7 separate regions of the Homo sapiens genome follow, and regions 1, 2, 3, 4, 5 and 7 are each linked to region 6. Evidence: chromatin contacts called from ENCODE Hi-C or POLR2A ChIA-PET data. All regions are on one chromosome and are shown on one strand. The core of a region is the stretch at or near the end of the contact, and the rest is flanking DNA. Distances in the headings are between cores, read along the strand shown. Region 1 holds the start of CDC40 (cell division cycle 40). Region 2 holds the start of ZBTB24-DT (ZBTB24 divergent transcript). Region 3 holds the start of MTRES1 (mitochondrial transcription rescue factor 1). Region 4 overlaps CRYBG1 (crystallin beta-gamma domain containing 1). Region 5 holds the start of PPIL6 (peptidylprolyl isomerase like 6). Region 6 holds the start of SNX3 (sorting nexin 3). Region 7 holds the start of ATG5 (autophagy related 5).

Region 1 (3,099 bases), core at 478-2,977, 1.9 Mb before region 6:
CAGAGCATTTAAGTAACTTATCCAAGGTCCCCAGGTGGGTAAGTGCTGGAGGCAGGATTTGAATTACAGTCTTAATTCCAGAGCCTGTGCTAACCATTTCACGGTGTTCACCTTGAGCTAGAAGCAGCACAGCCTGAGGTTGAAGGTATGGGAGAATATGTGGAATGCAAAGAGGACTAAGAGCAGAGTCCTGGGAAACACCAGTATTGAAAAGGGAGAGTAAAATAATTGGAACAGAATGCTGAGTAGAGCCCCATGGAAGCGAAACGGAGAGAAAGTTTCAAGAAAGAGGAACTAATGAACAGTGTCATTTGATGCAGACATTTAAGTCAGATGGCTGAACTTGACAACTGGAAGGCCTGGGACATCACTCACAGACAGTAGTTTCCCAAGAGGATAGGGCCAGACTGCATTGGGTTGAGGAGAAAATGAGACGAAGACAAAAAGAGAGCTCCAAAAAGCTGAGCTGTGAAAGGAGAAGACTCAGGAGGTTACTGGAGGGGCTTAAGTTTGGAAAGTTTTGTTTTGATAGGAAGTTAGGAGGATTCTAAGCATTCTTTCATGACAGATGTCCATTTTTAAAAAGTAAAATTCACATACAGCTTGTTAAAAACCTGTAAAACACTTCTTAAGTCATTAAACTAGACTTGGGGACATGATACAAAGGAATTTTTGGACACCGCCTCCCCTCTTCACATCTTGAGCTGATCACCTACCTCGGGCTCTACTGGGCCTACACTACCAATTGGTAGATGCTCTCATCAGGCTCCAGACACATCAGCTTTTCCTCAGTTCTTCAAACCCACTAGGCTCTTTGCGTTCTCAGGCTTGCCTGTCACCTCTGCCTGGAAACTCTTGCCTTATTAATCAGCTTCCTCCATTGAGATCATGCAGCTGTTTCTCAAATCCAAGGCCTTTTTCTCACTGTATTAACACACACAATCATAAAACATTTACTGCACTCTCACTAGTTGGCTCTGTGCTATATGCTTTATTTGTGTAATTTCACTCAATTTTCACACTCATCTTTTCATGTAGACAGATGTTTTGAAAATGATCTCCACTGTACAGGTGAGGAAAGAAAGGAGGCTGCATAACTTGTCCAAGTTCACACAAGTGGTGGTGCCAGGATTAGAACCTAGTTCTTCAAAAATAAGACAAATCGAGGCCACTGCTCACACAATACTCTAGTTTGGGAAGTCCTGATCTAATTTCACTTATGTTCCGAGATTACACCTGCACTTTCCAGGCTATGTCCCTAATCCACAAATTCAAATTTCATCCCCTCCTTCCACTTGCTTTCTGATGGCGGGAGGCAAGGGCAGAGAGCATCGGAGGGCTATTCCGAACTTCCAATTCTGCCTCTCCCGAGGATGCATGTGGGAAGGAGAAGAAATTCAAACGTTAGCAACTTATCTCTGAGCACTGAGAAAGAGGTAACCCGGTACCTAACAAGCGGCTGGCAGTTCTGGAGCTGAAGCCAACAATTCCCACACTGCATTAGTAGCAAAAGTGCTTACCTTAACTGCCACCTCCGGAGCCGAGTCCACTGCCACTGCTAGAGACGGCTTTGATGAAGGCGATTTAGTCAAGTGCATGAGGGAGTCGGCGGCTGGCAGCGGACACCGACTGCTCTCACTGTCCGAGTCCGATTCGGACCCTGAACCCGAACCATAGGAAGCGGCCAGAGCTGCAATCGCAGCCGACATGACGGCAACAAATCTTCTGCGGAGACCCTGCCAGGGCGGAAGAAGAAGAGGCTCCCAGGTCCTGACAGATTGCAATGGAACACATCATTAACTTTCTTTGCTAAGAAATAATGTCTTACATTTTGAAACAATAAGCTAATTATTATTAGAATAACTACTGTCGAGCTGAGAGCTTAAAAAAGTTTATCTAGGGAAAAAGGGAGAATTATAATAGTTTATAACATTTAGGACCTAGTTGACTAAAGAATATGAGTTCCAAAATACCTTGAGGCCTCGCGGTCCTGCACTCCCAGCGTGCAGCGCGGCAGGAAGCGCGAGAGGGCACAATGGGAAGTGTAGTTTGCAACGAGGGGGCGGAACGGGGGCGTGTCCCCCTTTGACCCCGCCCCCGAATGGATGTTCCATTCAATTGGCTATCATCTTCCCTCATTCCCTAGCCAAGCAGTGTTCTCTTCGTCCCCCTCCCCCAAACTGAGGATTGGGCAATACCACAGAACCTCAGGAAAGGGGGGAAGAGCGAGCTTCGGCCCCACTAATGGGGGAGTGGGCGGAGGCTGGATTTCCCACCTCGGCTGCACCTGGGCACTGGAGGCTGAAGAGGAAAGTGAGAATCTGAAGTTTTGAGACCTCTGACTGGCCAGGAATAGCTCCTGGGGCGGGGGGCAAGGATGGGACCATAGGCGGAAAGAGTCTCGCGGTCCCCCCTGCTTCTGGCGCGGGTCCCTGCGCCCGGTTGTGGAGCGTCTCGCGCGGGGAGGGGGCGGGGGGAACGGCAGCTCGCGGTGTTGTTCACTCGCGCGTCGAGCACACGGTGGGTCCGGCGGCGGGTTGGCGCCCCAGGCGGCGTTCCCTGTGGCCTGGCGCCTGGGCCGCTGCCCTGAGCGGGTTCCGCCCCAGAGCCCGACCCTCCTGGGGGCTCTAGGCGGAGTCCCGCGAGCCGAGGGGGACCGGCGACCGCTGCCGAAGCATGAAGAAGGGGTAAGGCGTGAGCCCCCAAGATTTCACGGTGAGCGCGAGTCCCTGAGGAATTGCTTTTTTCGGGGAGGGGGTGTTGGGAGAGGAACTCTTCCTTACTGGCCGGAGCAGACCGAGTGGTGTGTGGCCCGCAAAGGTGACGGGGATGGATGGGCGCGCCTTCCCCGCCCCGGCCCCCACCCCCATCCGCGGGTTTTCCGAGCGCCCACCGCCCACCCGCCAGCGGGGCTGGGTGCCGAGGGAGACGGCGGCGGGCGCGCCTGGGGCTTGGCTGCAGGGACCGCCCCGGGGCTGCTCTCGCTGGAGAGACTGTGGGTGTCACCTGAGGTGCCACCGCCCGGGCTTCCCTGCCCACCCGCGCCCGCGGTCCGCCCCGTGCCTCTTTCCGGGGGAGGCGGTAGCCCCGGGCGACAGA
Region 2 (3,015 bases), core at 183-2,682, 1.2 Mb before region 6:
ATCCTGTTCTGCAAGATTTAAATTTAAGAAGACCTGTTAGGGGTAGACCGGCTGGCCTTAACAAGAACAAAAGTTTTGAAAAAGTCAGTATGGATCCAAAACAAAATTGCCTTGAAGAAAGGGCTAGTCTGTGTTGTGGGTGGCTGATGCTGGAAGATCCTCCAGACTCAGTCTTTCCTCGCAGGATTATGCTCCAGTGAGCAATGATTGAATGAGGAAATGGAAGTACCTGGCTTACCTTGGCACTGAGTCTTCTTATGCCGTTGAGGACCTCTGGAGGGACAGTGATTTGACTGCAACCCTCGTAGCAGCAAGAAACAATGAGGTAGCTAACTTCCTGCTGGTATGCAGAAGTCAGGGAGCGCTCCCCATCCCACTTGTACCCCCACAAATCCAGAGGACTTAGAGACAATTCAATATGAAAGGGAAACCTCAGAGAAGGAGCATGTGTGGCTTGAGCTAGTTTTAATAAAATCTAGTAAAAATGTAAGAGCCAGGTTGCTAATTACACCTCCGGTTCAAGATCAGGGAGGCTATAGATGGCATGTTGGGAATCTGGAAATGGGCAGAAAAATAAGTAATTAGGTATTGGCTAAGAGAGAGAAAATGCTGAAATAAATGGATGGAAGCAGGTGGGGAGTAGATCTGGATGGGGCTTGTAGACCACATTAAGAAGCCTGGACTTTATCCAGAGGGCATGTGGGAGCCACATGGATTCTAAGCCAAGGAGTGACTCTAGTCTCTGGATCTCATATGTACTTGGAGAAATCCTCTGTACTTCTGCGAATTAAAGAGAACAACGCTGCAGCTGAGACCAGTTAGAAACAGTCTATTGAACAAAGATGATGAAAGTTTGAATAATAATGATCATTTTAATCACAGCAGACGAATTAAACCAGGCATTTCCTAAGCCCATTACATACTTAATTTTGTTTATGCAATAGCAACCCTACCAAAGTGGCACTAGTGTTAACATCTCCATTTTACAGGTAAGGTAAAGAAGTTGTGAGGGTAAGTAATTTGCCCAAGATCTCTCAGAACCCAGGTTTCTCTGACTGCAGTGCTCTCTTCATTCCCTTAGACTAAGGCATCAGGAGTGGGGAGGAAAAGGAGGCAGATGTGAAAAACATTTAGGAGGTAAGTAATAGTTATTATATTAGCACTAGATAATGACGATGGTGATGATGATGACAATGATGATGACGGTAAGGGGGATTTCATGCCTTTATACATTCAAGAACAACACCAGATTCGGTGTCGGAGAAGAGATAAAATTAAGGTATTGGCGTTGAGCTAACAGTTTAATACGATATAAAACTTCCCAAAGGGAGGGGTCACAACGCCTCTCCTGTCCATTGCCCCCAATTCACCGCAAAAGTCGCTCCTGCCTGGGCTCCCCGGCAGTGCCACACGCAGGACCTCGGGCGCCGACACCGCCCCGCCCCTGGCCGCGCCCCGCCCCGGCCACTGTCCCTCCTCCGAAGCCGCGCCCCTCCCCGCCCTGCCCCGGCCCCGGCCCCGGCCCCGGCCCCAAAGCCCCGGGCCTGCCATCTCGCCCCGCCCTGCCCCGCCCCGCCGCGGCTCCCCCGACCCCAGGCCTGCATTCTCGCCCCGCCTTGCCCCTCCCCTCCCCTGCCACGCCCCAACCCTTGAACTGCCTTCGCGCCCCGCCTTGCCCTGCCTTGCCCCGCCTTGCCCCGCCCCGCCCCGCCCCGCCATCTCGCCCCGCCCCGCCCCTCACCTCCCTTCCCCTCCCCGCCGCTCTCGTGGCCCCCACCTCCAGGGGCGCCTCTGCGGGCCACGTGGTTCGGCGTCCGCGCGCAAGCGGCTCTTGGCGCCGCGCTTCCGGGTTGGCTGTGGCTGTGGCTGCGGCGGCGGCGCAGGAGCAGAAACCGGTGCGGCGCAGAAGCCCCAGAGGCGGGCGGGGCGGAGCGGAGGGCCAGCGGGCCCCGGCGTGGGTCTCCCGCCAGGCCGCCGGGTGAGTTGGCAGCGACCCGGACCCCACCGGGCGCCCCTGAGCGGTAGGTCTGCCGCGCCGACCCCTCCCCCGCCGTGTGCTCCCCAGTCGGGCCCGCGGGGCCTGGGCGGGGAGGTGGGGGTCTTTCCGCGCCACCTCTCCCTGCTGGGACCACCCGGGGCTGCGGGGGGCTCCGCGCCGCCCCTAGTGTGTCTGGCGGCCCCACGCAGCTTAAGTTATTAGTATTTTATTGCAGCTACCTCACATTCACTTTGCACGTGCACATTTCTTCACTCTTCACATTGGTTCCCACATACGAAATGGCTAATAATCTGGGAGATGGAGGCAGCTTCGTTCTCCCTGAAATAGTTGTGCAACCATAGAAAGTTCGTGCTTGCGGAGGATTTTGGAGATGGTTAATCCCATTCCTTCATTTTATAGAAGGTAGACCCTGAACCGTTCCATGAATACTGGAGAGTCACTCAGCTAGTTAATGTGCGGCAGGAGGCTGAGGGAGAGAATTGCTTGAACCTGGGAGGCGGAGGTTGCAGTGAGCCGAGATTGCGCCACTGCACTCCAGCCTGGGCGATAGAGCGAGACTCCGTCTCAAAAAAAAAAAACCGCGAGCTAAGTTGTTTTGTTTTTGTTTTTTGAGGTGGTGGTCTCGTTCTGTCGCCCAGGCTGGAGTGCAGTGGCACGATCACGGCTCACGGCAACCTCGAACTCCCAGGCTCAGGTGATGCTCCTGCCGCAGCCTCCTGAGTAGCTGGGACCACAGGCGGGCGCCACCACGCCAGGCTAATTTTTGTATTTTTTGTATAGATGAATTCTCTCCATGTTGCCCAGGCTGGTCTCAAGTGATCCGTCGGCCTCGGCCTCCCAAAGTGCTGGGATTACAGGCGTGAGGCCACTGCGCCCGGGCCCAGAGCTAAGTTTGTAGACAGACAAAAATGGTAATGGTAAAATTCAGTTAATGATGTGAAGTGAATAGGAAGTTCATGTGGGCTGGCATTAACCTTTTAGACAGTGCTTTCTCCTTTTTAAACCTTGTTTTCTTA
Region 3 (3,276 bases), core at 117-2,616, 1.2 Mb after region 6:
CTGCAGTGAGCCGAGTTCACACCAGTGCATTCTAGCCTCGGCGACAGAGCGAGTGTCAAAAAAAAAAACAACAAAACAGGCCGGGCGCGGTGGCTCACGCCTGTAATCCCAGCACTGTCGGAGGCTTAGGCGTGCGGATCAGGAAGTCAGGAAATCGAGACCATCCTGGCTAACACGGTGAAACCCCGTCTCTACTAAAAATACAAAAAATTAGCCGGGCGTGGTGGCAGGCGCCTGTAGTCCCAGCTACTCGGGAGGCTGAGGCGGGAGAATGGCGTGAACCCGGGAGGCGGAGCTTGCAGTGAGCAGAGATCGCGCCACTGCACTCCAGCCTGGGCGACAGAGCGAGACTGCGTCTCAAAAAAAAAAAAAATAGCCGGGTGTGGCGGTGTGCGCCTGTAGTCCCAGCTGCTGGGGAGGCTGAGGCAGGAGAATGGCGTGAACCTGGGAGGCGGAGCTTGCAGTGAGCCGAGATCCCGCCATTGCACTCCAGCCTGGGCGACAGAGCAAGACTCCGTCTCAAAAAAACAAAACAAAACAAAACAAAACAACACCCTGTGGAATAAAAATTGATCAGGAGGACGGGTGCATTCGAATGAATCAGGAAAAGAACACGCAATGATGGACCCTGGGAAGTGACCTGATGGAAGTTCATTTTAAAAGATCTCTTTGGCGTTGGTGTGGGATGAGTGGAGAGATGATCACGGCAGAATCCCATAGGAGGTTTTGGGTGACATCTTCAGGAGAGGTATACAATCTGAACTAACCGAAGACTGTAAGAAAAGCAGTGTCTGTAAAAAAAGCAGCGCTGACTTTGACCTGCTTGACGCCAGGAAACGCTCCACATTCCTGAGCCCGTTCACCGCTCCGTAAGATGGAGAAACTGGTCTAAACGCTTTGAAGTCTAATGCAGCTAAAGATCCTTCCCTTTACTTGGAGACCTCGGAGGCTGTGGGCTGAGACAGGGTCGGATTCCTCTCGCTCCCTCCCCACCCCCGCGGGCAGTGCACCTTCCTGGGTCCCCAAGGTCAAAGGAAATGGACAACTGCGTCCCCGGGTTCGCAGTCTGCATTCGGAGCCAGCAGGAGCGACAGGAGGCAGGAACGGAAGGCTTCGCCGCGCTCAATTACCACAGTCCCTGCGCAGCCCTGAGCTCGCGGGGCGTCCCGAGGCTGGCAGGACACGGGACACTCACGGGGAGACCCGGCGGGAGCGTGGGCGGGGCGGAGAGGCGAAGTGACAGGGGGCGCGGGCAGGGGGCCCGGCGCGGCGCGCCAGCAGAGGCGCACTCACCTGTACGTCAGGCCCTCTCGTCCCTCCCCGCGGCCGCGCGGACTGCAGGCCTCCAGGCTACCCCTATCTGCGCCCCGCCCCTTCCGCCGGCGCCGGCGCAGTGAGAGCGGGTCGGGCGGGGCGCGAGGCCAGGGCGGCAGCGAAGCAGCGACCCCTGCTGGAGGCCGCGTCTTGGAGGACTGCGCGGGAAGTAGGCTCGGGGCACACCATTCTCCCGGGTTCACGCCATTCTCCTGCCTCAGCCTCCTGAGTAGCTGGGACTACAGGCGCCCACCACCACGCCCGGCTAATTTTTTTGTGTTTTTAGCAGAGACAGGGTTTCACCGTTTTAGCCAGGATGGTCTCGATCTCCCGCCCTCGTGATCCGCTCTCCTCGGCCTCCCAAAGTGCTGGGATTACAGGCGTGAGCCACCGCGCCCGGCCATCTTAATTCTTTTTTCTTTTTTTTTTTTTTTTGAAACCGAGTCTCACTCTTGCCCAGGCTGGAGTGCAGCGGCGTAATCTCAGCTCACTGCGACCTCCGCCTCCCGGGTTCAAGCGATTGTCGTTCCTCAGTCTCCTAAGTAGCTGGGACTACAGGCGTGAGCCACCATGACCGGCTAATCATCTTAATTATTAATGAAGTGATCCTTTCTCTGGGACCACTAACCCCTTTGAACATTTTTTTTTTTGACAGGGTCTCACTCTGTTGCCCGGAGTGCAATGGTGCGATCTCGGCTCACTGCAACCTCTGCTACCCAGGCTCAAGCTGTTCTCCCCACCTCAGCCTCCCCAGTACCTGGGACTCCAGGTGTGTGCCACCACGGCCTGCTAATTTTTGTTTTGTTTTGTTTTGTTTGTAGAGATGGGGTTTCGCCATATTGCCCAGGCTGGGACTCAAGAGAAGCGATCTTCCAGCCTCAGCCTCTTAAAGTGCTGGGATTACAGGTGTAAGCCACCGAGCCCGCCCTCTTTGAACATCTCCAAGAGATATAGGCGTTGTTTCCAGAAAAATGTGCAAATACGTCAGACTCGCAGTTTAAGGAAACATCTTTTCAAGACCAACGCAATTTACACGTGAGCCAATTCCCCTTTCCCTCCCAACCAACTATCCATCCATTCGTCCATCCATCCATCCATCCATCCATCCATCCCTCTCTCATTAGGTCTGTCTGTGGAGAACTCTGACTCATACACCAAACAAGATGTCACCCTGCAACATTCTAACAAAACTTCTAGTCAAAGTCACAGATGACCTCTGCAATGTAAATCCAAAGGTCTGGTCTCATTCCTCAACTTACTTGAGTTATAGGATACCCCATTGGTTTCACCTACCTCACTTGCCACTTAATCTTCTTCCCTGTTTTTTCTTTTGTTTTGTTTTGTTTTTTTGTTTTTGAGAATGAGGCCTGCTCTGGCCCCCAGGCTGGTGTGCAATGGCATGATCTCTGCTCACTGCAACCTTCACTCTCGGGTTCAAGCGATTCTCCTGCCTCAGCCTCCTTAGTAGTTGGGACTACAGGTACGCACCACCATGCCCGGCTAATTTTTGTAGTTTTAATAGAGACAGGGTTTCACCAATATTGGCCAGGCTTGTCTCAAACTCCTGACCTCAAGTGATCCACCTGCCTTGGCATCTCAAAGTGCTGGGATTACAGGCATGAGCCACCACTCCCAGCCAGCTGTTTTTTCATTACATCCTTAGAATGCCAAAGAGTAAGTGCCCCATACTTAGACCTCTAATCTTTTTCCTTTTTATCTATCCTAGTTCCCCAGTCGATCTCCAACAATTTCGTGGCTTTAAATATTATCTATATATGGACGATCCTCAAATTTGTATTGCGAGCCGAGATCATTCTCTTGCATTCAAGACTACAACTGCCTACTTAACATCTTCACTTGGAAATCTAACGGAAATCTCAAACTTGATAGGACCAAAACCCAGATCCGGGTCTCAATGCGTTCCTCCCACAGCATTCCTTATTTCAGTTAATGAGTCTTCCA
Region 4 (3,006 bases), core at 507-3,006, 1.7 Mb after region 6:
TAACATGAGTTGCTCATCATCCTTCTCTTCCCTTGCTTTAAAAATACCCCAAATAAATAATAACACATTGCTACTTACCATTGTGTCTGATAATGACATTCCAGAAAAAGAAATGCTTGGGTCATACCGGCTTGATTTGAAAAGACCCATGAAGTCGGTGTCACTGTTTGCACAGTTTGGCAAGTTTGATTTAATAACACTTTCAATATGATTAGCCTTTTCCATATCATCATTCTTCAGTTTTGACAATTCAGAAAATTTAGTTTCTGGCAAGTGTAGGTTGCTTCGTGAATCCAGATCTTCTTTGGTTTTCTCTTTTTGCGGGTATTTTTCCATGTGGCTTGGACTTTTCAAACTGGAGTGTGATGTACTTGACGAGTTGAAATTGAAGACCTTTAAGGAGTTGTCGGGCAGAAGATTTGACTGTTCTTTGTTCAAACCACAGGGCGGGGCACCCTCAGTCGTGGGCTGTGACACTGAAGACTGAGATAGGGAACCGTTCTGAGAAGTACTGAAAGCCGTGGTCATAGTGTTGACTGATGTCACAGAAGGAGAAAAGATTTTGTCTTGTGGTAAAGAAGATAACAAGCTTGAGAAAAGTGCACTTTTTTCTAGTCTCGATCTCTTAATGCCACCATTTGTGACGTCCCTGTTCTCTTTGTCATTGATTTCCGGCATCACCAGAGGCTCACTGTTCCCATTAGTGTTGGTGTGCAGGGACTTGAAGAGGACGCTCTGTTCAGCAGATGCACGTTTGGGTCTCAGTTTGGATTTTGTGTCAAGGTTCTGCATCAAATGTAAAGCCGGTGACATTTCTGGCTGACTTTCCTTCTTCTTCCCCAAACCAAAGGTAAACACTTTGGGATCAAACACCTTTTCTAAATGGTCTTCGTGAATAGGAGGCATGGCAAAGTGAGGAGCAGGAGAGTTTGGCATCCTGGCCTTCTTTCTTTTCATGGGCATACAAACTGCGCTATCCATCTGTTTTATAATTTCAGTGAATTTTTCCATATCAGAAGAAGAATCAAATACACTATCATCACTACCAGCAGAAATGTTCAAAAGGCTGGCAGGGCTATCCTGGCCATTTGTAACAGTCTGATCTGGCCTTTGAGGAGTGGCTAAGTGATTTCCGCTGCTGGGAGAGTTGGTGGGACTGGATTCAGCCATCAGGGGTGTTCTGCTGCCCTGACTTTGAGCCTGAATAGGCAGAGTTTTCTCTGATGCTGGCGGTATGACTTGTGGGCCAGATTTTGCCGCGAGCTCTGCTGTGCAATGAGAGTGTTCATTGCCCAGTACTTCCTCTTGTGGGGGAGCACAACTTGCAACGGAAACCACTTCAGGTTCATTACTGTGACAAGTTGGCAACTGCACTTCTCTAACTTCAGAGCTCTCTGGGATGACCTGGGAGCTCACATCCTGGGTGCTCTCCACGGGGAGCACGAAGGACCTGACCTGGACGAGGACTCTGGATGGACACTCACTTCCCACAGCTTCTGGACTACGCTCTGTGGACAAAGGAGGGGTTGTTTCTCCTCCAAGTTCTAAAAGTGGCATTTTCTCATTGTTCTGACGAGACACAGGCAAAACACATCCTTTATGGTTTTCTGACACTTTTAGATCAGTGCATGGGAAACTGCTTATGGGTGATTGAACACATGTGTCTTTGGGAACATCCCCAGGAGCGGGTGCAGACAGTGAAAGAGAAGGCCCAGGAGATGACTCAGCAGGGGACTGTGAGTCAGAAAATGTATGCTGTGGCTTTGGCATGGCCGTTGGAGGTAAATCTTTGGTATCCACAGTGGTGGGGATGTCTTGTGCTGTATCGGTTACATTTTCAAGTACAAGGCTTTTGCTGTCTGCAGCCTCTGAGTCCTCCTTCTCTAAGAGCTTATGATCCTTGACAGGAATCAGAGCAGAAGCCACTGGTTCTGAAAGGCAGCCAGCATCTGTTTGTACATCTGCTTTATCATCTTGGTTAGGCTGAGGACCAAGAGCTTGATTCTCAGAAGAGTCTCCATTCATTCCTCTGGTTGCTGGCAGAATCTCTTCTTCCGAGACGGTAACTTTGGTTTCTATAGCAGTTTCCTTAACCAGCACACCATTCTGGGGACTGTTTGGCATTACTTTCTTTTCAGGTTGCTCCATTTCTTTGGCTTTTTTGGCTAAATTCAGCTTTGCCCTCCCAACAAACGTTTTACTAGAGGCAGGAGTATTCCTTTGGCCTCGAATGTCAGTGTGTCTTGGGCTACTGTTTGTCCGTTTGTTTTCAAATAAGGAGATTTTGGTGGCAGTGTTGCCTTTGTGAACTGGCTGGCTAAATGGATTGTGCTCATTTCCCAAACTGTCAAGATTCTTAGGGGTTTTAAGATTTAGTTCCACATGTTTGGGCTTGGCAGGGCTGTGAGGAAAAAGCAGGAAGATAAAGTTATTGACCTAGTTTTAAAAAGTGAACACACAAACCAATTAATTATAAAACTATGAAAAGCCAACATCTCCCTGATATATAACATTTGGAGTGTGGTGTGTGTGTGTGTGTATGTGTGTGTGTGTGTGCGCACACATGTGTTTTTAAGACAAGGTCTTGCTCTGTCGCCAAGACTGGAGTACAGCAGTGTGATCATAGATTGCTGCAGCCTCGAACTCCTGGGCTCAGGCAATCCTCCTGCTTCAGCCTCCCAGGTAGCTGGGACTACAGGCACATATCACACACCCAACTAATTTTTTTATTTTTATTTTTTTGTAGAATGGGGTCTATGTCACCCAGGCTGGTCTCAAACTCCTGGCTTCAAGCAATCCTCCCATCTTGGCCTCCCCAAGTGCTGGGATTACAGGCATGAGCCACCATTCTCTGCCACATTTGTTTTTTAATGAAACTATTTTTAAATAGTCCTAAGTACACTACCAACTATTTTTAATGGGTGTTTTGCTTGCATATGAGGGATCGGAAGATTATATAGCCAAGAAACTCTAGGGATGAGGGATGAACTAATTTATTGAGTACGT
Region 5 (3,317 bases), core at 785-3,284, 1.2 Mb before region 6:
CATCCCACTTCCCATTTCAAGCCCAGGCTCACACACTGGATGAACTGGGCCAATTCCCAAGCTTGGGCCACACGATGTGCTAGGTAGATGTCCTTCTGTCGATTGTATTCGGCATGGAGCTGAGCAAGATAGATGAGATCACAGCAGATAAGACTGAGGGTCCCAGGGGTATGTCTGAATCAAGCCTGTGTCTGTCACTTGGCATGGTGTTTGGTATACAATGGATAAGCCTTGCCCATTGCTTCCTTATAAGATCTTGCCCCCACACCTCATCCCCAGGTATGAGAGCTAGAGAAGTACCATCTCTCTGTCCCAGGACTGGGCTGCATGTCCCAGCCCTAGGCACTGCCAGCTTCACTCACATGGGTCACATAGGCGTTGAGCACCATGCCACTTAGATGGAGCACCAGCAGCCCCACAGCCTTCCCACTGAACCAGTCACCATGATGGATCTGCAGGCAGGAGGAGATAGAAACTCAGGGCACCGCCACCATCTTTCTGCCCATCCCCTGCAGCTCTCAGAGGGCTGCCTCCTCTACCTTGTATTACTGGAGGTGGGGAAGGGAGGTGGAAGAGGTCAAAGGTCTGCCTTACCATGTAGGGGTAGCCATTGAGAGTGTAGATGTGCTGGGTAAGCTCCTGGATTGGATGTTTGGAGAAGACACAGAGGCCACTGCCAATGATTCCGCTGAAAGCCAAGCCCTGCTTAATAACCAGAAAAACAGGGAGAGACACCCAGCCTTCTTCCCCTCCCTTGTCTTCCAGCTCTGATCAGCTATTTTTTTCTTTTTCTACTGCTGGGACTAGCCCTAGAACCAAGGCGACAGCCTTTGGAGGAGTATAGGGCAGCCAGAAAACAAAGCTGAAATGGGCTGAAGTCATAGGACCTTCTTGGTTCACCCTTCTCCTTCTCTCACATCCAGAGGGAGAGGAGGCTGGAGGAGACTGGAGAGTGCAGGCAGGATAGGGAAGGGCTGGCAGGGCCAAGAGCCTCCTGGGATGACAACAGGCTTCAGGCCAGTGGGCTTCTCACCTCCGGAAGTGGTGTGCAGCTGGGTAGGTAGGTGACAGCTTCTGTCTCAGGTACTGGAAGTCCTGCTCACTCCACACCTGAGGGAAGCGGTGAGGATGCCTGCTTGGTCTTTCCCCAGTGGGACGGTCTGTCCCTCCTCCCAGCCTGGGTTCCGCACCGTGCTGCACAATCTCACCTCCTCCAGCAAAGCCAGGTCGAAGCTCTCCTGGTTCAGAAAGTCTCCCAGGCGCCTCATGCGGTCGGCCCGGTGCTTGCTCAAGTACGGAATGCCCCTAAGGAAGGGAAGAGCGGGGCAGGGGAGGCGACTGCTGGGACCACCGGCGCTGGGGCCAGATGTGGACTTTGGAGGTTCGGGTTTTCCCTACACCCTGAGATCGTGGGGCGGGATAGGGGGAGGAAGGCTGCATGGGTGCGAACGGAAGGTGGCCCCCAGACCGCACTCCGCAGACGCACTCACCAGCAGTTGAGGTTGAAGATCCGCAGTCGCAGGGAGAAGTTGGGCTTCATGGTTGGGGAGCTCCAGGGGCGCTAGGCGGCTCGAACTCTCCAGCGACGGCCGCGGTGGGGACGGGGGCGGCCGGCGGCGCCTTCTCCCCAGACCGTTCCTTCTTCGCAGGCGGCGCGCACAGGTGGGCACCAAGCCCGCGTGGCTCAGGTCGGGCCCGACTCCCGCGTTCCCCCGGCAACCGGCCGGCTGTTCCCAATCAGGCGGGCCGCCAACCCGGAAAGGCGATCCGCTGCCGAAATCCGGGCGCCCAGGCTCGGTAAGGGCCGCGCGCTAGGACCCTGGGGGTCCGGAGAGCGCCCCCGGGTGGGCGGCTCCCGGTTCCTTTTCCTCCAAGCTCGTCCCCGGCGGTCGCGGCCGCCCGCGCGCCGGCGGCCCAGCAACAGGCGCAAAGTTGAGGAAAGGCCCAGCCGCCACGGGCCGCCCTCGACCCGCCCCTGGGCCCCGCCTCCTGCGAGCGGCGGAGGCGGGGCCGCGCGGTTGCCGGAGCGACGCGCAGTGTTTGGGGTCACCGGGCGTCCCCGGGCGCGGCCATGGCAAGGCCGCAGCCGTGCGGGCCCCCGCACGCTAGGTGCGGCTCGCCGTCGCTGCCGGAGCGGCCGCTGCAGGTGAAGGTGGTGGGGCTCTTCAGCTGCCCCAACTTTCAGATTGCGAAGAGCGCCGCTGAGGTAACCACAGAGAAACCTCCGTCGTGGGCGGCCCTCCCCGCTACCCGCTCTCGGCCGCGTGGACTGCAGGCGCCGCGCCTCCTCGAGGCGGCGGGGGTCGAGGCCCCACCGGCCGAGGAAGGGGCTGGCGTGTCCTGGCCGGGCGGGCTCCGTCTGGAGGACCGGGAGGAGAGTATAGGGGGGCAAGTGCGGGTCCGGGGGCGGGCGTTCCACTTGGCGACTTTTAAAGGGAGAACTGAGCGAAGGAAGGGTTCAGAACCGCGCTGGGAGATAAGGTAATCCCCTCCGAGACACACACACACACACCCGCAGATTTTGTTCTACGTCAATTTTTTCTTTAATTAGAGATATTTAAATTTATGGAAAAATGATTACTATATAACTAGCTAATTTTTACAACCCCGCCACCTCGGCCCAAGCGATTTTTGTTAACTATTCATGCGGGGAGATTCTTTTCTTTGAATTTTATAGAGCCGTCACTGCGTTCCAATCGAACTAGATGCTTCACAAGTGCTTTGGAAAATCATTTCTTTGTAAACACTCAGAACGATACTAAAGGAAAAGCACTTGAGGAAACTGGAAGAATTTGGCCAGATCAGTCATGCTGCAGCACACTTACAACCTGAAATGCAGGAGAAATGTATGAAATGTCGGCATGTAGAATTCAGCCCTTCTTACAGGGTTTGCTCCAGAAATGCTGTCCATGGCAAACTTCTCGCCGAAGCTCACTTGACTCCAGGACCATGCCTTAATTAATGTTTTTAACTCCCGAAGTACCCAGCTGGATACTTGACAACAAAATGTTCCCAAATAGAAGATATCTTGGCGCGGTGACTCACGCCTATAATCTCAGCACTTTGGGAGGCAGAGGCGGAGTTCTAGACCAGCCTGGCCAACATGGTGAAACCCCGTTTCTACTAAAAATACAAAAAATTAGCCGGGCGTGGTGGCGGTCTCTGTAATCCCAGCTACTCAGGAGGCTGAGGCACAAGAATCGCTTGAACCCGGGAGGCGGAGTTTGCAGAGAGCTGAGATCGCGCCATTGCCCTCCAGCCTGGGCGACAGAGCCAGACCCCGTCTCAAAATAAATAAATAATAAAAAGAAAACAAG
Region 6 (3,301 bases), core at 481-2,980:
TTTCTACTGAAAATACACAAAAATTAGCTGGGTGTCATGGCGCACGCCTGTAATCCCAGCTACTCGGGAGGCTGAGGCAGGAGAATCGCTTGAATCCGAAAGGTGGAGATTGCAGTAAGACAAGATGCGCCACTGCACTCCAGCCTGAACGACACAGCGAGACTCCGTCTCAAAAAAAAAAAAAAAAAAAAAAAAAAAAAAAAAGCAAGAAAGAAAAGAAATTTGCAGTTCAAGGGACAGATCAGTCCAAGCACGGTGGTTCATACCTGTCATCTCAGCACATATGGGAGGCCACGGCGGGAGGATCACTTTGATGCTGGGAGTTGGAGACCAGCCTGGGAATCACAGTGAGATCCCGTCTCCACAAATAATTACTAATAATTTAAAATCTAAAGAAAAGGGGGGCGGGGAAGATCAGGTTATTTAAAGTAATTATAGTGTTAAACTTGACATATTAAAAAATGCAGAAATAGTTGTGAGGGATAACTCTCTGGGCAGAGATAGAAATGTATCGTATCTCAACATTTAAAATCTGCATTTCCCATTGGACCATAAGAGATGAACTAGGACCTAATTAATTGGGTTTTCTCCCCGTTTCTTTCTTTCTTTTTTTTGAGACAAAGTCTCACTCTATTACCCAGGCTGGAGTGCAATGGCAGATCTCAGCTCACTGCAACCTCTGCCTCCCGGGTTCAAGCGATTCTCCTGCCTCAGCCTCCAGAGTAGCTGGGATTACAGGCGCGCACCACCACGCCCAGCTAATTTTGCATTTTTAAGTAGAGATGGGGTTTCACCATGTGGGCAAGGCTAGTATCGAACTCCTGACCTCGTGATCCGCCCGCCTCGGCCTCCCAAAGTGCTGGGATTACAGGCATAAGCCACCGTGCCCGGCCTTCCTCCCCGTTTCTTAAAAAGGCTCATGTGAGTTGCATTTCCAGTCCTGTAGAGGTACGTTTAATACTTTTCAAAAAAAAAAAAAACTTATCAGGACTTCGTGAGAAACGAAAGTGGACACCCAAAGCAGCTTGCAGCCGGTCTACTGTTACTTTGTTTTAGCGGACCGACCTGTCTCCAAAATCGATTTGACCATAATGCTAGGATTTAACTAGGGCTTTAGTTTTTATTTCACTCCCCCACTTTACTGGTTTCAACCTATCAATCCAGACGCGTGTCTGGTGCAACGCTCGGGTTTATGGCAAAATCATCTCAGGCATTTGCTTAACCTTCTCCAGAAAGGCATTTTCAGGGGTTCACAGTGAGACGGTGCACAGGTTGGCACAGAGTTAGTAGGGGCAGTTTTGTTTCGATTTGCGGGCAAATCTCTAAGATCTCTCCGTTTAACTTTCGCCCGCAATTCCCAAAGCCGCTAAAGCCGTTTCCGGCGCTCTACCCCGCCGCAGGCCGAGGCTGGCGCAGAGAGACAGGAAGCGCCAGCTCTGGGCGTCTGGGTCCTCGCCTCCTCGGCCGCAGCCCCGCGGCGGCGCGCTCGCGGTGCATTGTGGGCGCTGTAGTCCGGCCGGAACCTGTTTGCGACCCCGAGTCCCATGACACCGCTTCTCCTCACACCCCAGTCCGCAGTGCCCCTCCCCAGCCTCGGCCGGGCCTCCCGGGAGCCGGGCGTGGCGTTCCAGCTAGTGAGCCGTTTCTCCCCTGGGCTCGGAGGCGGAAGCTTGAGGGGCGCGGGGAGGAGCTTCGCGTGCGGGGTGAACGCCCGCTCTACGTGCTCGTTCTCTTCGCGACCGCTGCGCGCGAGCCCCGTGTCCCCACGGCGGGCAGCAGCGGCGGCGGCGGCGGCTGAACGCGGAGGGGGCGGAGGGAGCCCGCGGCGGCGGCAGCAGCTACAGCGAAATGGCGGAGACCGTGGCTGACACCCGGCGGCTGATCACCAAGCCGCAGAACCTGAATGACGCCTACGGACCCCCCAGCAACTTCCTCGAGATCGATGTGAGCAACCCGCAAACGGTGGGGGTCGGCCGGGGCCGCTTCACCACTTACGAAATCAGGGTCAAGGTGAGGCCGTCTCTCCCCTCTCCCAAGAAACCCCTCCCGCTGGCTCTGGTCACCCCCACTCGACCCGGGAGTGGACCCCCGCGGGCAGCCACAGCCTCCCAGGCCGGGAGCCCCCTTGCAGAGGCGGGCCGGGGTCGTGAGCCAGGGCCCCTCTTCCTGTAGGGCTGGTGTGGGGGGCTGCAGAGCGAGCCCGGCGCGCTGGCACTTGGAGAAGGTGCTCGAAGAGGAGGGCGTGGGTTGAGCGCCGCTTGCCCCTCCAGCAGCTGATCAGGGAATGACATTTGAGTTGGAAAGGGGTAGATCTTTCGAGAACACATCCCTTCGCTGGGAAGGGAAAGAGATGTTGACAGAGAAAAGGGGCTTGCGCAAAGTTAAAGCCTTTTCCCAGTTTTCTCTTCCTGGAGACTTCCCAGAGGTAGCAAGCCAACCCGGCTGCTCCAGGCCCTTCCCGAGCTGCTAAAGTAACCTGGGTTGTGCAGTCTTCTGAACGGGACTTAATGAAAGTTCACAGAAGCCTGACAATTTTTGATAGGGCTGAGCCAGACCAGAAGGGTGATTGGACATGGTTGACTTCAGCATTTTGGGCCACCGCCCTGCCAAAGGCTGAGGTGTGGTGTCACCTACCTCATAATCCAGAACTACAGTTGCTTTAAGAAAAGACTAGGGATCTTGCTCTCTTAATTCGAGATTTGCACTTAATTGAATAAAGAAATCAACAGAAATAAAATATACCTAATTTCATAACTAGTATTTGTTGGCAATAATTTAGATGATTTGAAAGATGTTAATTGAAAATAGTGCTTCACTTTCACTCTATAATTCAGGATTAAAGAATTTGCCCATGTATGGAAGCATCTTTAAAAATTAATTACATTAATTTAAAGATGACAGCAAATTATTAAAAGTTAAGTGTAAAGCGATTTTTCCTTTAATCAAAATTTATATGACAAGCTACTATTAACATTTAAGTGAAAAAATTCTCATTAACTTACACACTTTGTGTCGTGAAAAACACAAAAATCAAATTTACCATCCTAACCATTTTTAAGTGTACATACAGCTCAGTAGTATATTCACATTGTTGTGAAACTTAAGTATTTTTAAAAAATGATTCTTACGTAGTTAGCATTGATTTTAAAAAGTTAATCAAACTTTAAGATATGAAACGAATAGTTTAATGTTTCAAGCCACTGTTGTCTTCTTATGGATGTGTAAAATGTGGATCATAGGCCGGGCGCGGTGGCTCATGCCTGTAATCCCAGCACTTTGGGAGGCCGAGCTGGGCGGATCA
Region 7 (3,098 bases), core at 92-2,591, 1.9 Mb after region 6:
TGAGGATTTCTGCATTGAGTAGGTGAAGAGGACCATAACTGTGGCTTTCAAACTTTTCTGACTGCTACCCTTACTAAGAAATGTATTTCACATTCCTATCCAGTGTACACCACATACATACTGAAGTAAAAATTTTGGGACACAATATTTACCCTTTACATGTGTGAAGCATGCTGATATTTTCTATTTTATTTCATTTAAAAAGATGCTGGGCATGCTTCCCTAACTTGATTTAGATACCCACTAATGTACTGTAATTTACCATTTGAAAATCATTGTACTTAGTCCAACTCCAAGAAGATTTTTCTTTTTAAAAGAATCCTGTGGCTACTACTAGAATTTTCCTTATGTTCCCAATTATCAAGAACCTGTTTTGAGTCTCAGCACAGTACTTACTTAACATGCATGGCGTTAAGGCACGTGTAATTAAGAGAAAAACCTTAAATGCCTGCTAAGACTTCTGGATAGAGCCAATTCAAAGATTCTTTATTAGTAAGTTTACCAATTATTACTATTTTTTTTTTGAGACGGAGTCTCGCTCTTTCGCCCAGGCGGGACTGCGGTGGCCCTATCTTGGCTCACTGCAAGCTCCACCTCCCGGGTTCACGCCATTCTCCTGCCTCAGACTCTCCAGTAGCTGGGACTACAGAAGCCCGCCACCGCGCCCGGCTAATTTTTTTTGTATTTTTAGTAGAGACGGGGTTTCACCGTGTTAGCCATGATGGTCTCGATCTCCTGACCTCGTGATCCGCCCGCCTCGGCCTCCCAAGGTGCTGGGATTACAGGCGTGAGCCACCGCGCCCGGCCCCAATTATTTTTACAAAGAGTAAGATAAAGATATGTACTCTTGGATGGGTGGGAGGGTTCAGTGCTCATATAGTCTTCTGTTAAATTAGGTTATTAATGCCTGCGGTGGTTCCAACAAAGTAGAGAAGAAGATCAAATAAGAAAATGGATGGGAAAGTACTTTGAAAACTAATGTTTTATTAATACTGTTGTGTGATGCCAGGAAGAAAGGGATGTTGCGATCAAGCTCTAGGGAGGCAGTGTTTCAGTATTTTAAAAACTGTTTTTGTGGAACTGTTAAGTTAACCTCCCCAAGCCCCAATAACTACGCTTTGACGCAAGATTCTCAGAAGAGGGTAGAAGCTATGAACTTGGAGAGGTTTGGTCGCGAGTTCAAGCGTACTGCCCCGTTGGCGCATGCTCAAGAGCGACTCGGGCCTCCTTGCTGGGTTAGGCAGAACACGGAGGGCGGAGTTCGGACCACGTGGGGTCTCGTGACGTCATCTCCGGGCGCCGAGGGTGACTGGACTTGTGGTGCGCTGCCAGGGCTCCGCAGCGTTGCCGGTTGTATTCGCTGGATACCAGAGGGCGGAAGTGCAGCAGGGTTCAGCTCCGACCTCCGCGCCGGTGCTTTTTGCGGCTGCGCGGGCTTCCTGGAGTCCTGCTACCGCGTCCCCGCAGGACAGTGTGTCAGGCGGGCAGCTTGCCCCGCCGCCCCACCGGAGCGCGGAATCTGGGCGTCCCCACCAGTGCGGGGAGCCGGAAGGAGGAGCCATAGCTTGGAGTAGGGTACGTGTGTGTGTCCACCTTGTGTGAGGAAATTCCTAGAGGAGGAGGGCTGGGGAGGGGCCAGGTAGGTGTGGTAGGAAGGAGGGGTGAGTAGTTGCCTGGAGGAGCGCCCGCCCGGCCGCGATGGCGGGTGAAGGTGGTTCCTCCGGGCAAGGTGGAGTTGGCGAGACGCCGGCCCGGAGCCCTGGGGCCGGTTGGCGGGTGTGGCCTGCGGGGTCCCTCTTGGGGTACATGTCTGTTGCTTACTAAGGTAGGAAAGCGAGAGTCTAGTCGCAGGCTCTAGAGTTCAGTTCAGGACCTGAATTGTTTGTGGAACACAGTTATTTAAACCTTTATTGCACAGTGCAGTGTGAGTCTGTCCAAACTCGGTGGGTATGTCCTCCAAGCAATTTATCTATTTACGATATTCCCTGTCTCAATAACAATATTTAGTGCTACCAAAGACATTTTCTGTTGGCAAGACACTTTTACATACTTCATTTGTACTTTGGATTATTTTAAAATTATCCTGAACTTGAGGAACCTAGGAAACTATTGGTTCTAGATTTTTCTGAGGGGTGAGGAGGTACAGCCTGTCTTGAGCAATCAGAACCCGGAGACTTACCAGACAGTAGCTGAACTTCCAAAGCCTTCCAGAATTGGCTTGTTAAATTTCTGAGACCTTGAAACTGGATACTTGGCTCTGAACTGAACTATTTGTGATTTCCATAGAGGGAGTTTCTGGTTGAATTTTGAATTTGAAAATAACGATGTTGTGCTCAGGGTAGTAATTGAGAGGTATTTTACACCAGATTTAAGCCTGTGCTTTTATCTTCAAAGATATGCTACTTAAAATTGGGGGAAAGTGTACAGAATGGAACTGTATGGATATGGATTTTTAGAATAGTGCACACACCTCAAGTGTGTATTTATTTCATTAATTTCCCCCAAACTGAGTACCTCCTATGTGTTAGGCACTGGACAAAACAGTAAACAAAATAGTAAACAAAAGAATAAAAATCCCTGCCATCATGAAGTTCCACTTTGGGGATGGGGTGAGAAGACATTGATACAAAAATTAAGGTACAGTCTTTCCTGTCCCTCGGCATCTGTGGGAGATTGGTTCCAGGACCTCCCTTGGATACCAAAGTCCTCAAATGCTCAAGTCCCTGATATAAAATGGTGTAGTGTTTGCAGATAACCTATGCACATCCTCCTATCTTTAGTTCAACTCTGCATTATTTATAATGCGCAATACAACTTAAATGCTGTATAAATAGTTGTTATGGTGTATTGTTTAGGGAATAATGACAAAAAAGAGTCTATACATGTTCAGTACTGACTTTTTTTTCCTTCCCCGAATATTTTTTCATCCATGATTGGTTGAATACAAGGACGAAGAACCCATGGGTAGGAAGGGCCAACTGTGTACGTCAAGTGGCGGAAAGTGCTAGAGAAAAAAACCAAAGCAGTGCAGGGGTATAGGGAATGCCAAGAGATGGGAGTGGTGGCCATAGAAAAGATGATATTAACTTGGAGGCCTA

Evidence for each region. Hi-C counts contacts between places; a loop is a spot of excess contacts on that map. ChIA-PET counts read pairs that join two places held with the same protein, here RNA polymerase II (POLR2A). Pooled maps may share reads with other maps.
Region 1: a map of CD8-positive, alpha-beta T cell shows a loop between it and region 6 (4-fold over the local background). The contact joins the promoter of CDC40 here to the promoter of SNX3 in region 6. A Hi-C loop is called at or near these places in 2 of 168 maps with a recorded cell type or tissue (CD8-positive, alpha-beta T cell and naive thymus-derived CD4-positive, alpha-beta T cell) and 12 of 50 pooled maps. POLR2A ChIA-PET finds 5 or more read pairs at or near these places in 1 of 52 experiments (AG04450).
Region 2: a loop to region 6 is called in a map of CD8-positive, alpha-beta T cell, with 30 times the contacts of the local background. The contact joins the promoter of ZBTB24-DT here to the promoter of SNX3 in region 6. A Hi-C loop is called at or near these places in 2 of 168 maps with a recorded cell type or tissue (CD4-positive, alpha-beta memory T cell and CD8-positive, alpha-beta T cell) and 13 of 50 pooled maps. POLR2A ChIA-PET finds 5 or more read pairs at or near these places in 2 of 52 experiments (CD8-positive, alpha-beta memory T cell and activated T-cell).
Region 3: a loop to region 6 is called in a map of CD8-positive, alpha-beta T cell, with 10 times the contacts of the local background. The contact joins the promoter of MTRES1 here to the promoter of SNX3 in region 6. A Hi-C loop is called at or near these places in 3 of 168 maps with a recorded cell type or tissue (CD4-positive, alpha-beta T cell, CD8-positive, alpha-beta T cell and naive thymus-derived CD4-positive, alpha-beta T cell) and 9 of 50 pooled maps.
Region 4: a loop to region 6 is called in a pooled map, with 25 times the contacts of the local background. The contact joins the enhancer-like site here to the promoter of SNX3 in region 6. A Hi-C loop is called at or near these places in 1 of 37 single-sample maps with no recorded cell type and 9 of 50 pooled maps. POLR2A ChIA-PET finds 5 or more read pairs at or near these places in 1 of 52 experiments (OCI-LY7).
Region 5: a map of naive thymus-derived CD4-positive, alpha-beta T cell shows a loop between it and region 6 (20-fold over the local background). The contact joins the promoter of PPIL6 here to the promoter of SNX3 in region 6. A Hi-C loop is called at or near these places in 1 of 168 maps with a recorded cell type or tissue (naive thymus-derived CD4-positive, alpha-beta T cell), 2 of 37 single-sample maps with no recorded cell type and 12 of 50 pooled maps. POLR2A ChIA-PET finds 5 or more read pairs at or near these places in 1 of 52 experiments (activated T-cell).
Region 7: a loop to region 6 is called in a map of naive thymus-derived CD4-positive, alpha-beta T cell, with 7 times the contacts of the local background. The contact joins the promoter of ATG5 here to the promoter of SNX3 in region 6. A Hi-C loop is called at or near these places in 1 of 168 maps with a recorded cell type or tissue (naive thymus-derived CD4-positive, alpha-beta T cell), 1 of 37 single-sample maps with no recorded cell type and 9 of 50 pooled maps.

What each region holds. Positions count from the first base shown.
Region 1 is chr6:110,179,055-110,182,153 of GRCh38, reverse strand. It overlaps CDC40 (cell division cycle 40), which reads right to left and starts at 1,727. Exons shown (of 15, transcript NM_015891.3): 1 at 1,521-1,727. The coding sequence starts at 1,709. It overlaps WASF1 (WASP family member 1), which reads left to right and starts at 2,484. Exons shown (of 11, transcript NM_003931.3): 1 at 2,484-2,715. RefSeq lists silencers at 2,455-2,564, 2,805-3,099.
Region 2 is chr6:109,482,061-109,485,075 of GRCh38, reverse strand. ZBTB24-DT (ZBTB24 divergent transcript) reads right to left here and starts at 1,432. Exons shown (of 4, transcript NR_187591.1): 1 at 239-1,432. ZBTB24 (zinc finger and BTB domain containing 24) reads left to right here and starts at 1,857. Exons shown (of 7, transcript NM_014797.3): 1 at 1,857-1,978. RefSeq lists silencers at 1,357-1,796, 1,877-2,166.
Region 3 is chr6:107,026,289-107,029,564 of GRCh38, reverse strand. It overlaps MTRES1 (mitochondrial transcription rescue factor 1), which reads right to left and starts at 1,366. Exons shown (of 4, transcript NM_016487.5): 1 at 1,294-1,366. RefSeq lists enhancers at 648-747, 858-967 and a silencer at 1,078-1,547.
Region 4 is chr6:106,518,526-106,521,531 of GRCh38, reverse strand. CRYBG1 (crystallin beta-gamma domain containing 1) reads right to left here. Exons shown (of 22, transcript NM_001371242.2): 4 at 79-2,401. Among named protein-coding and RNA genes, the nearest start is that of RTN4IP1, 110 kb to the left of the region's middle. RefSeq lists enhancers at 566-615, 1,356-1,845, 1,068-2,267. Within about 2 kb of position 1,756, at least 24 of the 41 ENCODE cell types and tissues checked have a DNase peak (open chromatin) inside an H3K27ac peak, as active enhancers do; they include OCI-LY7, where a contact is called at or near this core.
Region 5 is chr6:109,439,345-109,442,661 of GRCh38, reverse strand. It overlaps PPIL6 (peptidylprolyl isomerase like 6), which reads left to right and starts at 2,034. Exons shown (of 8, transcript NM_173672.5): 1 at 2,034-2,206. The coding sequence starts at 2,072. It overlaps SMPD2 (sphingomyelin phosphodiesterase 2), which reads right to left and starts at 1,938. Exons shown (of 10, transcript NM_003080.3): 1 at 1,491-1,938; 2 at 1,209-1,305; 3 at 1,034-1,110; 4 at 595-688; 5 at 363-452; 6 at 37-119. The coding sequence starts at 1,540. RefSeq lists enhancers at 1,054-1,133, 1,294-1,363 and silencers at 1,777-1,982, 1,624-2,443.
Region 6 is chr6:108,259,469-108,262,769 of GRCh38, reverse strand. SNX3 (sorting nexin 3) reads left to right here and starts at 1,730. Exons shown (of 4, transcript NM_003795.6): 1 at 1,730-2,010. The coding sequence starts at 1,849. RefSeq lists an enhancer at 710-1,545 and silencers at 1,673-1,932, 2,043-2,152.
Region 7 is chr6:106,324,003-106,327,100 of GRCh38, reverse strand. It overlaps ATG5 (autophagy related 5), which reads left to right and starts at 1,341. Exons shown (of 8, transcript NM_004849.4): 1 at 1,341-1,575. RefSeq lists enhancers at 1,142-1,461, 1,482-1,531.